2 separate regions of the Homo sapiens genome follow, and region 2 is linked to region 1. Evidence: read pairs that join two places in POLR2A ChIA-PET (ENCODE). Cell type or tissue: A673. All regions are shown on one strand.

Region 1 (8,000 bases):
AATATTAAATTAAAAATAGAACTTTACATTTGGCATATTTGACTCACTAAGAGTTTAACTGAATAGCAAAAACTCTCAATTCCATCAAATTATGTTTTCACAACAGCAGGTTCTGCTTAGAATATCATACTAATTGCCATGGCTAGTTAGGGAAGGATCACTATTTGAATCTAAACAGCAGTTACATCATATTCACCTGATGAAAAAAATGCATGAGGGGACAAAGAGAGTCATCTACAGTAATCACACAGTTTTCACTTTAACAGACTAGGTTGTGGTGCTACTCAAAAAGAAAAGCAATAATAGGAGGAACTTGATGAGTCCACGGTGTCTATGAGATACTAAGGTGGAAATGTCTTGTAGGCAGTTGGCTATAATCATATGGCATTCTAAAAAGTTTTATGCAAGATATTTGGAAGTTATCAGTATTCCAAATATGCAAGATATTTGGAAGTATTTTGAAAGGTTCAAAGATATGAGTGTGTGGAATATTCCTTTGAATACCATCTCAGAAAAAAGGGCAACCAAATATGGAACCTAGAAAACATCAACATTAAAAGATTGAATCTTCTACTTGCACTAGATTTTCAAGTTGGGAACATTTTACTCATGCCTCTGGGAAGTTCTTGGCTAGAATCAGAGATTCCAGTGCCACAATTTCTCCACAGAGCTACACATTTGCTATATTCAATATCTCAACTGTAATTTTCACTATGACCACATAAACCAGTGGAAGATTAAGTATCTCTTAATTAGGGTCATTGGCTTTTAAAATGCTGTGAAAATAAAAAAACTAGTCTCTCTGAGCTCTTTGTTTCCTGCATATACCTTGTCACACTGCCTCCCCACAGCTTGCTACTTACCCACAGGCTTGGAAACAATCAGGAAGTTTGAAAATAAAGAACAGACAAAAATATCAGGCAAACTCACAAAAAGAAAGGACTCAAGGATTTAAAATCATGTGAGGTGGGATTTTGGACAACACTCATTAAATAAAACAAAGAAGGGTACTGCAAAATGCTAAAAATTACAGTTTAAGTGGAGGTAAAGATTTTTGGTTTTTTTGATATTCATGCTCAAAATAAAGCAGCAACTTTCATTCAGCAGAAATTCAGTGGAGACACAAGTAGAAAGGCAGAGACAATTTAGTAATTGACTTCAATTTATTGCTCTAAGTTCAAGAAATATCAGTGGACAAAGAAATAAGTAATATTATAAAAGACAAATAAGAATAAAACATTGACCTGATAGATATCATAAAATTCTTTATAGAGAAAACACAATTTTTAAATTGCCCAAAGAAATTAAAGAATTGACTATACAATGATCTAATAAGAAAATATCAAAATACTTTTTAATTTAGAAAATTAATACTGTGCTAGAAAATAGAGATAGAAATCAGCATCAAAATATAATCAGAAAAGTATAAAATGTTATACTTAATGTCAAATGCTTCTAAAAATATCTTTGCTCAAAGAGAAAATCAAAACTAAAATTACAGGCCAGGTATAATAGAATGTCAATAAGACAACATATATCATTACTGTGGAATGCTACAAAAGCAGGTCAGAGGGGAACATTTGTAACTTAAGTGCATTTTTTAAGTAAATGAGAAAGACTTTAAATGACTGAAATGCTGGTGAGTATTTCTCTTCAGAAGCAAGTAAAAGACCAACAAAACATACCAAATGAAAGCAGAAGAAAGGAATCAACAGAGAAAATCTGTTTACATGCTAGGAGAGCTAAGAAAGTTTTTTTTGTAAATAAAACTGAAATACAAATCTGTGGAATGTCTAAGGGAAAATATAAACTTAGAATTCAAAATTAGTGAAGAAGACACATTTACAAATAGAGATGAGATGTGTATCTCAAATAAAAAGCATTTTTTTACAACTTTCTACCTCTGTATCTGATAATCCCTGATAATCTAAGCATAGTGAATGAGATAGGATTTAGGACAATATAAATTACCAATATTGATGTGATAATAATAAATAACATTGATTGAAGGCTTGCATGGCCCAGGCATCATACTAGAATTTTAAAAGCAGTAAGTCATTTAATATTCAGTATCATTATCTCTCAACAAATAAGCAACTGAGAATCAGAGGCACTATATGACACACTCAAATGACACATCCTCACAGAATAATAACCACGGTAATAGATGAAGAGGCTGTCAAAAGTCTCTTTCCATTTCTAAGCCCCATGAAAAGGCCCCATTCTCTTAGGCCAAGTGCTGTCAAATTGTCAAGGATCAGGTAACTCTTCTGGGTTGAAAAGTTTCAGGGCATAAGAAGTGGAAAACTGCCTAATCCATTCATTAAGGTTACCAAAACCTGACATAAATAGAACCCAAAGTAAAAACAAAACAAATCAAATGAGAACAATCAAATTCATACATCCAAAGATCAACATATCAAATAAAATGTTAATAAGTGTACGGACCAGCCCCACAGGGTCAGTGGGTCTCTCCCTGTGTGCAGCGACGAGAAAGTGTAGAAATAAAGACGCAAGACAGATAAAAGAAAAGACAGCTGGGCCCGGAGGACCACTACCACCAATGCGCGGAGACCGGTAGTGGCCCCGAATGTCTGGCTGCGCTGTTACTTATTGGATACAAGGCAGAAGGGGCAGGGTAAAGAATGTGAGTCATCTCCAATGATAGGTAAGGTCACGTGGGTCACGTGTCCACTGGACAGGGGGCCCTTCCCTGCCTGGCAGCTGAGGCAAAGAGGGAGAGGAGACAGAGAGAAAGACAGCTTACGCCATTATTTCTGCATATCAGGGACTATTAGTACTTTCACTAATTTACTTCTGCTATCTAGAAGGCAGAGCCAGGTGTACAGGATGGAACATGAAGGCGGACTAGGAGTGTGACCACTGAAGCACAGCATCACAGGGAGACGGTTAGGCCTCCGGATAACTGCGGGCGAGCCTGACTAATGTCAGGCCCTCCACAAGAAGTGGAAGAGCAGAGTCTTCTCTAAACTCCCCCGGGGAGAGGGAGACTCCCTTTTCCGGTCTGCTAAGCAGCCGGTGTTTTTTCTTGACACTGAGGCTTCTGCTAGACCACCGTCCGCTCGGCAACGGGCGTCTTCCCAGACGCTGGCGTTACCGCTAGACCAAGGAGCCCTTCTGCTGGCCCTGTCCGGGCATAACAGAAGGCTCGCACTCTTGTCTTCTGGTCACACCTCACTATGTTCCCTCAACTCCTATCTCTGTAAGGCCTGGTTTTTCCTAGGCTATGATTATAGAGCGAGGATTATTATAATATTGGAATAAAAAGTAATTGCTACAAACTAATGATTAATGATTTTCATATATAATCATATCTAAGATCTATATTTGGTATAACTATTCTTGTTTTATATTTTATTATACTGGAACAGCTCGTGTCCTCTGTCTCTTGCCTCGGTGCCTGGGTGGCTTGCCGCCCACAAATAAGTAGAATCTGGCTAGTGTGTGTAAGAATAACAAATTCAACAGAACCAAACAAAATTCACTCCAATAATTCCATTTTATTTTAAGTATCAAAACTCATTATTTAACAAATACCACATAGTGGTTTCATGACTTCTGTGGCTAAACAGGCTAGAACCTCCACACCCCAAGAGATTAGAGCCTTCATCCAGCGCTTTGGACTGCTTAGCCACTTTGCCTCCACGAAAAGCAATTATTTTAGAACGTTGTGTATATTACCTTCTCTATTCCCTTTTAACATACACTCATCAGGAATTTCATGTCCTCCAAACTGGCAAAAGTAGAGTTAAAATTGTGTGCACAGACCGTCTCAAAGATTCCCACCTGCCAAACATCCATCCTGATTATCTACCCTGTTATGAGTCCTCCCAGATATTGAGAAAAGACAGAATTCTTTTCGGGACGTTCATTGCCCCTCTCTCCAGCCAACCAGGACCCAGGAGACCCGAGTTTCGGTCCCAGCGCTGTCTTTTATGTTACCCGGGTGTGAAGCAGGAGGTAGCCTTTACACCTGGGAGAATAAAATCCATTCGCTTCTAGAAAAATCAGTCATCGAGAAAACGCTTGAAAACCCCCATGGACGACCTGGCTCTGGGACTGAAACGGCGCTTAGTTGACGTCTCATTTTTGCCGGCTGCGTTTAGGAGTAGGCAGCAGAGAGTTATTTTTAATGTGCACAACCAGAAAACAGAGGACGTCCCCATCCCCAGCCCCAGCCTCCCATCTACCCACCTAGGATTCGAGTGCCTGCTTTTTAATAAAGTCCTTACTATGAAAGACGTGGAAAGAAACGTCTGTACAGACAGATCTACTTTTTGCTCAATGTGTTCAGGGCCTTAATTCCCAAAGTCCAGGACGGGAATCCTTTTGCGTTATGCGTGTCTTCGCATACTACCGGGCCCAGAGAGGCTGTGTCCTGCCCTCTCCAACCCCACGAAAGCGTTCTGGGCGGGTCCCGGGTCTCCCCTCCCCAGTCCCAACCTCCTTGTCCCTCAACCCTCAGTCGTCTCAGTCCCCGCCTGCCCTGGGTGCCCTGGGCCCCGCAGACGCACCTGAATTCCCCCGGCCCTACGTAGGGCCTGCTCCTGGACGCGGAGCCGAAATCGGTTCAAAGCCTGCGGGCGGGGCTCCTTGCAGGTCCCCGAAAGAATGAGAACCGGGACCCCCCCCCCCACCACCGGGACGTGGAAGGACGGGTTACAGAGGAGAACGCGTTATCTCCTCTGGGAGGCGATTTTCAGAACTTACTGCGGGAAAAAAAAAAAAAAAAGAAAAGAAAAAAGAAAGAACCCCCCCCCCCAAAAAAAAAACAAGCCCAAGAGGAGCAGAAGAAAACAAAGGGTGGGAGAAAACTGGGACAAATTACTTTTTCTTGGTCAGTCTTCAAGTGTCGACCAAACTCCTTGAGGCCAAAGCAGTGGAGTCCTGCTCCCCGCCCCTCCCCCACCTCCGCACCCCTCCTGAGAGGCCCCACGTGACACAGAACTTTACTGGCCTCTTGAAAATGACATCACAAGACCTTAAGAAGAGCTAAACGGGCTGCCACCTGTAGCTGAAGAGTGCCTTAACGCCGAGGCCCACGGCTCCATGCGAGAGATGCCTGTTCCTTCTCTGATAAATTTGGCAGCTTCACGTACCCTAAGTGAGTGACTTTCAAGATTCAAAGGTTTTTTAAAATTATGTATAGATATATTCCTTTTAATCGTCTTCACGTATTGTATAGCTTTCTGTAATGCTCTTTCTTGGATTAATAGAAAAATCCTTTGACACTGTAGACTGCCGAATACGTTTCCCCGTGTATTCGTATGTCTTCAAAAGATACTGAGGAAATGAAGTGTTTCTCGAGTTGACATATTTTTTGAAGACAGCAGATAACTAACTAAACTCATTTTGTCAAAGTAAAATGAGATAGATTCACCTCTAAAGAGTGCTTCCGCGTGGCTCTATGGCTTAGTTGGTTAAAGCGCCTGTCTCGTAAACAGGAGATCCTGGGTTCGACTCCCAGTGGGGCCTGATGTTTTCCAGAGAAAATCAGCTGTTTCTGAAAATTGTTTTCTTGACGAAGAACTGCGTCCTCCCACTAATTGCCAAACATTCTCACCAAACTTAACAGCAGTAGAACACAACTGGATAAATCCCAAGTTGTTTAACTGCATCCTGCTCAGATTCCTTACTTTTAAAAAGTAAATTTTTAGGAGGAAGACAATGCAAATGCAAAAAGTGCGAAAGAATAATGCATGTGACCCACCTCAATCAATTTCGTATGTCTTGCTTTAAACTGTGGTAAAATGTTTTTGAGCACTTACAATGTGTTACAGTTTAAAGCATGTAGATAACTGTTGTAGGCATGCAGATAAATAAAATCTCTCTAGATTCTAAAAATCTCCAGCTCTATAATTGAATTCATAAGATAAGAAATTAATGAACAACAAACCCATTAGTAGCTACAAACAAAAATTAGGACATTTGCAGGGGCATGCTTGCCTTTTTTTTTTTTTTTTTTGAGATGGAATCTCGCTCTGTCACCCAGGCTCCAGTGCAGTAGCGATTCTCATGCCTCAGCCTCCAGAATTGCTGGGATTACAGGTGTGCACCACCACGCCCAGCTAATTTTTGTATTTTCATTAGAGACAGGGTTTCACCATGTTGGCCCGGCTGGTCTCCAATTCCTGCCTCAAGTGATCCGCCTGCCTCAGCCTCCCAAAGTGCTGGGATTACAGGTGTGAGCCACCGCGCTTGGCCTGTTTTTTTACTTTTTAATGAGAAATATTCACAATGTGGCTACTATGTTACTCTAAGTATCATAAGTAGCAACGTAAAACATTGGAAAATTGTCCCTATGTTTGGACCTCACTGCTGTTCATTTTGATTGGGACCTTGTTGAACTAGGTCACATCGGCTGTATTCAAACCTCAGCTGCTACATTTGATGGCTAAGGGACCTTTAGCAAATTGCTCTAGCTCCATGGGCATCACTTTCTTCACATGTGGAATGGAAATAGTAATAAGCCTACCTAATATAGTTGATGGGAGAGCTTGTTGAGTAAGTATACAAAATATTTTAGAAGGATATTTGGCACCTAAACAAGCAATAAAGTTCACTATATTGTTGCTTTTTATAATTTTTCTTATTTATTGAACAATTAGGGACAAGTGTTTAATCCTTTTACTCTGAAACTGCCTTTGCAAACCTATGACAGTAGCATAAATCTGACATGGCTGTGGCTGACTCCATCTTGCTTCTAGCCTCATGGGCTGGCTGTCTTCTCTCATTTCTGGGCATGGACCAAGTTAACTGTGGAGTCCTAATTGGGAAAAGGAGTCAGACTGGCGGGACCAAGGGAAAGCAAGAACAGAAAGCAGATAAGCTATAAGTCTGCCTTTCTTCATGGTCCAGGACACATAGCCCTCTTGTACAAACAACTCACAATCTTCCTGTGCTCAACTATCACCACACACCTGCAAGGCAGTTCATTTCAACTTTGGCATTATCAGTACTGCACAAAGCCCTCTTCAGTTTACAGCATAAACCCTATTCTGTAAAGTCTCCAGCAAGCCTTTGTTTCTTTGCAGTCAGCTTCTCTCATGCTGATTTAGCCATTGCTTTCTTGCAACCTATTTTCATACTTTCTCTAATAAATCTGCCTTTCTAGGGTCTTTGCAGAAGTAATCAAGTTATGATGAGGTCATTCTGGATTAGGGTGGGGCATAATCCAGTGACTGGGATCTTTACTCGAAGAGAGGGAGGTTTGGACACAGAGACACAGACATAGTGGGAAGACGGCCCTGTGAAGATGGAGGCAGAGATTGCAGTTACTGGCCACAAGCCAAGGAGTGAGACTGCCATTGCAAAATTATAACTGAGAAAATTATTACAGTAAAAGAGATCTGACCTAACTGACTCCATCTTGCTTCTAACCTCCAAGCTGTCCTTGTTCATTCCTGGGTGTAAGCTGCAGTAACTTTGGGAGGAACTTAGTTTATAGTTTAACTTTGAAACAGGATGATAACAGCCCTTTCCCAAAGCAAACCCCCTTCCTGCCTAGGGACTAGACTGCTTTTGTAGGACTAACAAATTAGCCACAAGATTAGAAATTATGGTTTAGGAGTCATGCGGCTGGAGGCTACAAGATTCTGACACTCCCCAAATTGCTACTGGGGATAACATCACTATTCTATTGTAAACCCTACACTCAATGGATCAGCTGTACCACCCAGGTCAGTAAACTGGCTCATCTGATCTTGTGGCCCCACCTAGGAACTGACTCAGCACAAGAAGACAGCTTCAACTCACTATGCTTTCATCTCTGACCCAACCAATCAGCACTCCCAACTCACTAAACCCTACCCACCAAATTATCCTTAAAAACCCCAATCCCCATGTTTTGGGGGAGACTGATTTAAGGAATAATAAAACTCCAGTCTCCTGTACTCCTCTGCATGAATTAAACTCTTTCTCTATTGCAGTTCCCCTGTCTTGATAAGTTGGTTGTGTCTAGGCAGCAGGCAAGGGGAACC
Region 2 (8,000 bases), 1.4 Mb after region 1:
TTTATAATATTTTGCTTATGAGAAAAATTAGGAACTAGAAGCCTGGAATGAAAGGAGAAACAAGACACAGTGGGCGGTGAGTCCACCATGAGGATCCACATCTTCAGACTGCTTTCACAAACACATTGTCTCTCTATGTCTTTCTATAAGGCAAAGGGAGTTAAGGAGGAGGTTTATGTAAGAAGAGCTGGGGAATCACCAAGTCTGAGAAAGTTCTAAGGAAAAATCCTACATAAAAAGGAGCTAGTGCTCACTTGGTGAGAGAGCAAAGGTAAAAAACATTGATCCATTTGTTTATCTAGAAATATCTATGAACATTCTCCCTGCAAATCTGTAAAAATGCCAGTTCCTGCACCCAATTCAAGCAGTTACATGGATTTCCTGAACCATAGCCATAGAAATACTTATTGTATTTCTACACTGAAGGTATACATTTAAAAAGAACTATATGAGGCTGGGTGCAGTGGCTCATGCCTGTAATCTCAGCACTTTGGGAGGCCAAGGTGGGTGGATCACGAGGTCAGGAGTTTGAGACCAGCCTGGCCGACATGGTGAAACCCCGTCTCTACTAAAGATACAAAAAAAAAAAAAAAAATTAGCATGCCTGGTGGCACACGCCTGTAATCCCAGCTACTGGGGAGGCTGAGGCAGGAGAATCGCTTGAACCTGGGAGGTGGAGGTTGCAGTGAGCCGAGATTGCGCCATTGCACTCCAGCCTGGGAGACAGGGCAAGACTCCATCTCAAAAAAAAAAAAAAGAAAAAGAAAAACCCAACCAACCAAACAAAAAAAACAACTATATGAAAGACTCCATAGATGAGTTGACTGTGATGGAGAGGGTTGCCACATAAAATATAGGATGCCCCGTTAAATTTGAATTTCAAATAAATAATAAATATAAGCATTTAATATAAGTAACTTTCAAATAATGCATGAGATATGTTAAAAATCTGAAGTTCAAATTTAAGTGGGCATTTTATATTTTTATATGCTATATCTGGCAATCCTAGATGAAGGAAGTCTCTCTTGCCTAACTCTTGGAAGGGCAACCAGCTATACAAAAGTAGAGGATAATAAATACTTTCAAATAGTCGTGAGTTCTTAACAACAATGAAGCAAGGCAATGTTGGCTCTTTAAATGTGGAATCTTGAAAGGCCTCTTAGACCTGAGATCTGAAGAAAGAGAAGAAACCAGCCTCATTATAACTTGGGGAAGGGGACACTTCAGAGTAGTAATTAAGGTCAAAGACCAGACAGGTAAAATTCCTACCCCGACCCCAATTTATCATCTGATGACCTTGGGAAAATTATGTTTTTGTGCCTTGGATTTATTCACTTTTAAGTGGAAATTATTTGTACCTGTCTCATAATTTTTTATGGGAATGTTATGTAAATTTGACTAGGAAGGGCTTAGCACAGTGTCTGGTACATGTTGGCCCTCGTAATGTGTGGGGGTGTGATTGTGTCTTTTATGGCATGTCTGTTTCTCAGATGGTGTGTCTCTAGGTGCTAATCTGTCTCTGTGTCACTCTAGGTCTCTGTTAGTGTTTTTAAATATTCTGTTAGTATTATTATACGTGATTCAAGTTGTGTCTAATAGCATGAGTTTGTTCCTATGGCCCCAGGATGGGTTGCATTAAAGCTGTTTAGTGGAGAATGTGTAGAAGAGGAAGAGAACACCACAGTGTATAAGTATACAATTAAGTGGAGCCATCTTGGCTCACTGCAACCTCCACCTCCCAGGTTCAAGCAATTCTCCTGCCTCAGCCTCCTGAGTAGCTGGGATTACAGGCACCTGCTACCATGCCTGGCTAATTTTTGTATTTTTAGTCGAGACGCAGTTTCACCATGTTGGCCAGGCTAGTCTCAAACTCCAGCTTGTGATCTCGAGTGATCCACCTGCCTTGGCCTCCCAAAGTGCTGGGATTACAGACATGAGCCACCACACCCAGCCTACAATTAGTTTTGATTGGTATATGTTATAGTCAGTGTAGGCTGCTATAACCAAGAGCCATAGACTGCGTGGTTTATAAACCATAGGAATTTATTTATCTCTGTTCTGGAGGCCAAAGTTTGAGATCAGGGTGCCAGTGTGGTCAGGTTCTGGTGAGGGCCCTCTTCCAGGTTGCAGGCTTCTCATTGTATTCTCACCTGGCAGAAAGAAGGCTAGAGAGCCCTGTGGAGTCTCTTTTACAAAGGTGCTAATCCCATTCAAGAGGACTCCACCCTCATGGTCTAATTACCTCCCAAAGGCCCCACCTCCTAATACCATGATATTGGAGGTTAGGATTTCAATGTGCGAATTTAGGGGGGGACACAAACATGCAATCCATACAGCATATTTTCTGTTTGAAGAAAAACTTCTAGAGTTCTCATTTTATCAGAAGATACCACATTGGGAACAAATTATTATTCAGTGATATCATGTGCTAGAAAAAGAGATCTACATATTTCTGTATATATTTGACAGAAGCAGATCAACTCTATCCAACTGAGTGGGGTAGTTTGAGAACTATCATCCAAAAGAAGGTAAACCTGGGCAAATGTCCTATTAGCTGGGTATATGAGGAAGCATCACATATCAGAGTTGAGAGAAGCAAATAATCACTTTTCTCTATAGTCTATGTAGAAGGGTAGACCTGGAAATAGTCTTTGAAGAAGTATACATTAGTCAAAGCTAAAGGTGCATGGTAGGTTACATAAAGATCCTAAGAAATGTATTGGAGATAGAAATTCATATGACATGGGTGAGCAAGACTGTAACTTCACTCTAAGGAGCAGTAAGGTAAGTAGAGGGCATGGAGGGTCTTGAATGTCAGCAAAGGAGTTGGGTATTGATCCAAAAGAGAGTAAAATTGTCATTTGATATATTTTCTCTCTATATATGTTTATATATTAATATATATCGTAGTGTATCAGAGTTTCTCAAATTTGAAGCTATTGGCATTTTGGGCTGGAAAATTATTTGTTGTGGGGAGCTGTCCTTTGCATTGGAGGATGTTTGGAAGCATCCCTGGCCTTTATCCACTGGATACCAGTAGCATCTCCTCTCCAGTTGTGACAACAAGAATGTCTCTACACATTGTCAAATGTCTCCTAATGGGGCAAAATCACCGTGGGTTGAGGACCACTGCTTAGATCCTTCATGAAAGAGGCATGCTGGTTGAGCAGGGAAGCCTCAGTCATAACTTAGACTGAGTTTTCCTAGTGGTCTATGGTCTTGTACACATATGTGTATCCTGCATCACCTGATGTGAGGCTAACTCTTCCTAATACGATGTTTCTAACTGCAGGCCTGCTTCTCCTTATATCAGCATCCACACAATGGACCAATATCAGGCTTTCTATAACAGATATAAGAAATGAGTTGAATTGTAATGTATTAATAAAATAAAAATTAAAAAATAATATCACACGTAGTAGCGCAAAAACCAAAAGATATCTGAAATATACCTAGTGAAATGTTGGCCATATTTCTATGTAGAAAAATAGTATGATGCTATTGAGATAAACTAGAGAAAATCTAAATAATTGAAAGGTAATATATACATTGTAAGATTTCATTATTTTATTATTTTGATATTATTACTATTTTTGAGCTAGAATCTCACTCTGTCACCCAGGCTGGAGTGCAGTGGTGCGGTCTCAGCTCACTGCAAACTCCGCCTCCCAAATTCAAGTGATTCTCGTGCCTCAGCCTCCCAAGTAGCTGGGATTATAGGCATGTGCCACCATGCCCAGCTGATTTTCATATTTTTATTAGAGATGGAGTTTCACCATGTTGGCCAGGCTGGTCTCGAACTCCTGACCTCAAGTGATCCGTCCACCTCTTCCTCCCAAAGTGCTGAGATTACAGATGTGAGCCACCGTGTGTGGCCAGATCTCATAATTTTAAAGATACCTATTATAATCAAACTGATCTACAGATCCAGGAAATATTATCCAAAATCACAGCAGCTTACTTTTTTTTGGCAGAAATTTACAAAATAATTCCAAAATGTATATGTAAGTACAGAGAGGCAATACAGAACAAGCAAATCTTGAAGGGGAAGAATAGGTCAAGTTTTCTGTTACCACATTTCAAGACTTATAAAGCTATAGTAAATAAGAGTGTGGGAGATTATAAAGTTAGATAAATAGACAGGAGGAAGAGAGTGGAGAAATGAAAAGGACCACATATATGGGCATCTGGTGATAGAAAAAGTAAGTGCAGAGCAAAGAGGGAAAAGATGGTTTTTTTCAACAAGTGGTGATTGGCCTTTTTCTTTTTCTTTTTTTTTGAGACAGAGTTTCGCTCTGTCGCCCAGGCTGGAGCAGAGTGGCACAACCTCAGCTCACTGCAACCTCTGCCCCCTGGGGTTCAAGCAGTTCTCGAGCCTCAGCCTCCTGAGTAGCTGGGACTACAGGTGTGTGCCACCACGCCCAGCTAATTTTTTGTATTTTTAGTAGAGATAGGCTTTCACCATGTTAGGCAGGCTGGTCTCGAACTCCTGACCTCAAGTGATCCACTTGCCTCATCCTCCCAAAGTGCTGGGATTACAGGCATGAGCCACTGCGCCCCACCAAGTGCTTGGTCATTTTAATACCAAAATGAATATACTTATCTCTAGATAAATGAATTGAGAGAAAGAGAGAGAGAAAGATAGATAGATAGATATTCCAGGGGATTTTCCCTCCCACTATACATAAATATCAGTTCTAGGTGCATTTTAGATCTAAATGTAAAAGGTAGAACAAGATAGCTTCTAAATGTTAATAAAGGGAGATATCTTTATGACTTCTAGGGAGCAGAAGATTTGTAAAAAACCCACAAAACACTAACACATATGTACATATATAATATATGACACAGATACACACATATAAATAAATTTGGATTCATTAAAACAAAAATCTTTTGTTCCTCAAGTTATTAAGAGATTCAGAGGTTCAAATGGCAAGTTACAGTGTAGGGGAATTGTGTTTATAACACATGGAATCAACAAAGAGCTTGTCAAAATATAGAAAGAACTACTACACAGCAGTAAGAAAGGAACAGAAAAACAAAAATCAAGTGATTTGAAGAGGCATTTCACAAAATGAAATATTGAATAGTAATAATAATATAAAAAGGACTTAACAGCATTACTAATCAGGTATTTACAGAATAAATAAGCAATTTTGACCCATTAACACCCAGGAAAATAGTGAAATTTAAAAGCCTGACCATATTAAATTTTGGAAAGAAGTTGAAGCAACAGGAACTTAATGTGTGCTGCAGGTGCACGATACTATCTGAAAATTTGGGGGGTATCTAATAAAATTATCTAATAAATTATGCATATCATAGGACTCAACATTTCATTTCTGTATGTATATCCAGTGCAAATGTGCACTGAGATATGTGGAAAAATCTCCAAAAATGTAGTTTATAATAGGCAAAACTTGAAAAAAAGGTCAATTGACAGTAGGACGGATAAATAAATTGTAGGGGTCCAAACCATGGAACAGTACAGCACAGTGAAAATGAGCTATGAGTACATGGATCTATCTCACCAACATCATATTGAACAAAGCCAGACCCATGACATATCCATAATTTATGACTCAGCAATGTAAGCACATATGCATCAGAAGAAATGTACAAGAAGCGCCCTAGAAGTAAACAAAAACACAAATCTTCATTAACCTAAAATGTGTGGTAGGCAGCTTCTAAGAGAGCCCCCCACGATACCCAGCTCCTGTTAATCATGCTCTTGTGTAATTCCATCCCCTTGAATGGTGGGCTAGGCCTACTGAAACATTTTCAATGAACAGCATAAGCAAAAGTGATAGGATGTCACTTCCAAAATTAGGTTATAAAAGATTCTGACTTTTCTCTTGCTCGTACTCACTCTGGCTCTTCTGAATTGCTTGCTCTGATGAAACAAGTTGCTATGTTGTGAGCAGTGCTGTGGAGACTTCAAATGGCAAGGAACTGAGAGTGGCCTCCAGACAATAGTTGGTGAGTACTTACATCCTCACTCTAACATGCTGTTAACAACCATGTCAGTGATCATGAAAGCCAGTCTTTCACCAGTCTAGCCTCGAGATGACTGAAGCTCCTGCTGCCACCTTGATTGTAGCTTTGTGAGCGACCCTGAGCCAGAGAACCCAGCTAAGCCACTCCCAGAATCCTCACCCACAGAAATTAGAAGCCAATTTTTTTTTCTTTCTTTTTTCTTTTTTTTTGAGACAGAGTCATGCTCTGTCATCAGGCTGGAGTGCAGTGGTGCGACCTCGGCTCACTGCAACCTCCACCTCCCGGGTTCAAGCGATTCTCCTTCCTCAGCCTCCCAAGTAGCTGGGACTACAGGAGCGCGTCATCACACCCAGCTAATTTTTGTATTTTTGGTAGACACGGGGTTTCACCACGTTGGCCAGGATGGTCTCGATCTCTTAACCTTGTGATCCGCCTGCCTTGGCCTCCCAAAGTGCTGGTATTACAATCGTGAGCCACCACGCCCAACCGCCAACAAATGTTTTAAGCAACTACATTTCAGGGTAATTTTTTACACAGCAATGGAAAATGCATTCAAAGGATAAATATGTTACAGTATGTTTATGTTATGACATACTATATAAAAACAGAAAGGGATGAACTATCTACAAAAACAAGAATGAAATTTATAGAATATTATTAAGGAAAAACATAGAAAAAAATACTAGAGATGTGATTCTATTTATATAACGTTCAGACATAGGTAAACAATGGTGTTTAGGAATAAAATAATTGGTGATAAAATAATTCTTAAAAATGCAAGGAAGTAATAAAAGTCAGGTTGGTTATATATATCACATTTAATGGATGATATACAATGTATGATATATGATATATGATTTATAATACATCATATATTATATATCATATATGATATGATATATAATATATAATAGTATATATACGATATATAGTATATATCATATATAGTATGTATATAATATGATATATACTATATATAGTATATCATATATATAGTATATATGATATATACTATACCGTATAAATATATCATATATTATATATCATATATTTATGTATAATATATCATATATAGTATATAATATAATATCATATATCATATATAGTATATAATATAATATCATATATCATATTTATAATATAATATATCATATATTTATATATAATATATCATATATATTTTATATATATTATATTTTATTTATATTTTATATACATTATATTTATATATCATATAATAGATGATACATTATTATTATATAATAGATACATTATTATTATATAATAGATGATATATTATTATATATCATATAATATATTTATAATATAATCCATATAATATATTATATATAATATAATATATGATATATTATATATAATATAATATATGATATATTATATATAATATAATATATGATATATTATATATAATATAATATATGATATATTATATATAATATAATATATGATATATTATATATAATATAATATATGATATATTATATATAATATATGATATATATAATAATATATGATGTATTATATATAATAATATATGATGTATTATATATAATATAATATATGATATATCATATATGATATATAATATAATATATTATATAATTATTATAAATATATTATATTTATATATAATAAATACATTTGGGGAAGAGAGGAGACAGTGACTGAGAGGGTTCCCTTATTAGATGCTTGCCATGTTCTACTTCTTGGCCTTTGTCACAATTCTGCAGGTGCTTGCTTTGTAATTACTTAAGTTGGCATGTATATTTTATATACTTTTCTGTACATAAAGTTAAGTTTGCATATATATTTTGTGTACTTTTCTGCATGGGTGATAATTTTCACAAAAAAGTTTAAAAATTAAAAAAGTGCTATTTTGTAGAATAGGAATTTTCAAAAATGGATAAAATGGAAGTTCTGAGATAGATACATGGATATTTTATAACTAATATAAATTTCGATGTATTTAAAATTTTTCT

The links. Peaks named below come from ENCODE experiments on the same cell type or tissue, not always from the same donor. Only the 100,000 strongest peaks of a DNase experiment are listed, where the experiment ranks them.
Region 2: POLR2A ChIA-PET joins it to region 1 with 10 read pairs; 2 of 35 experiments call an interaction of 5 or more read pairs at or near these places.

Annotation. Positions count from the first base shown.
Region 1 is chr6:28,486,489-28,494,488 of GRCh38, reverse strand. It overlaps TRT-CGT1-1 (tRNA-Thr (anticodon CGT) 1-1), which reads left to right and starts at 5,423; the gene lies at 5,423-5,496. LOC124901294 (a long non-coding RNA gene) reads left to right here and starts at 4,999. Exons shown (of 2, transcript XR_007059537.1): 1 at 4,999-5,125. LOC124901295 (a long non-coding RNA gene) reads right to left here and starts at 4,759. Exons shown (of 2, transcript XR_007059538.1): 1 at 4,536-4,759; 2 at 3,502-4,117. In A673, no CTCF peak of the experiment used is centred here; DNase peaks (open chromatin) are centred at 4,448, 4,958 and 5,418; H3K4me3 peaks cover 2,203 bases; H3K27ac peaks cover 1,262 bases.
Region 2 is chr6:27,100,015-27,108,014 of GRCh38, reverse strand. No RefSeq gene overlaps it. Among named protein-coding and RNA genes, the nearest start is that of TRS-GCT1-1, 6.7 kb to the right of the region's middle. In A673, no CTCF peak of the experiment used is centred here; no DNase peak of the experiment used is centred here.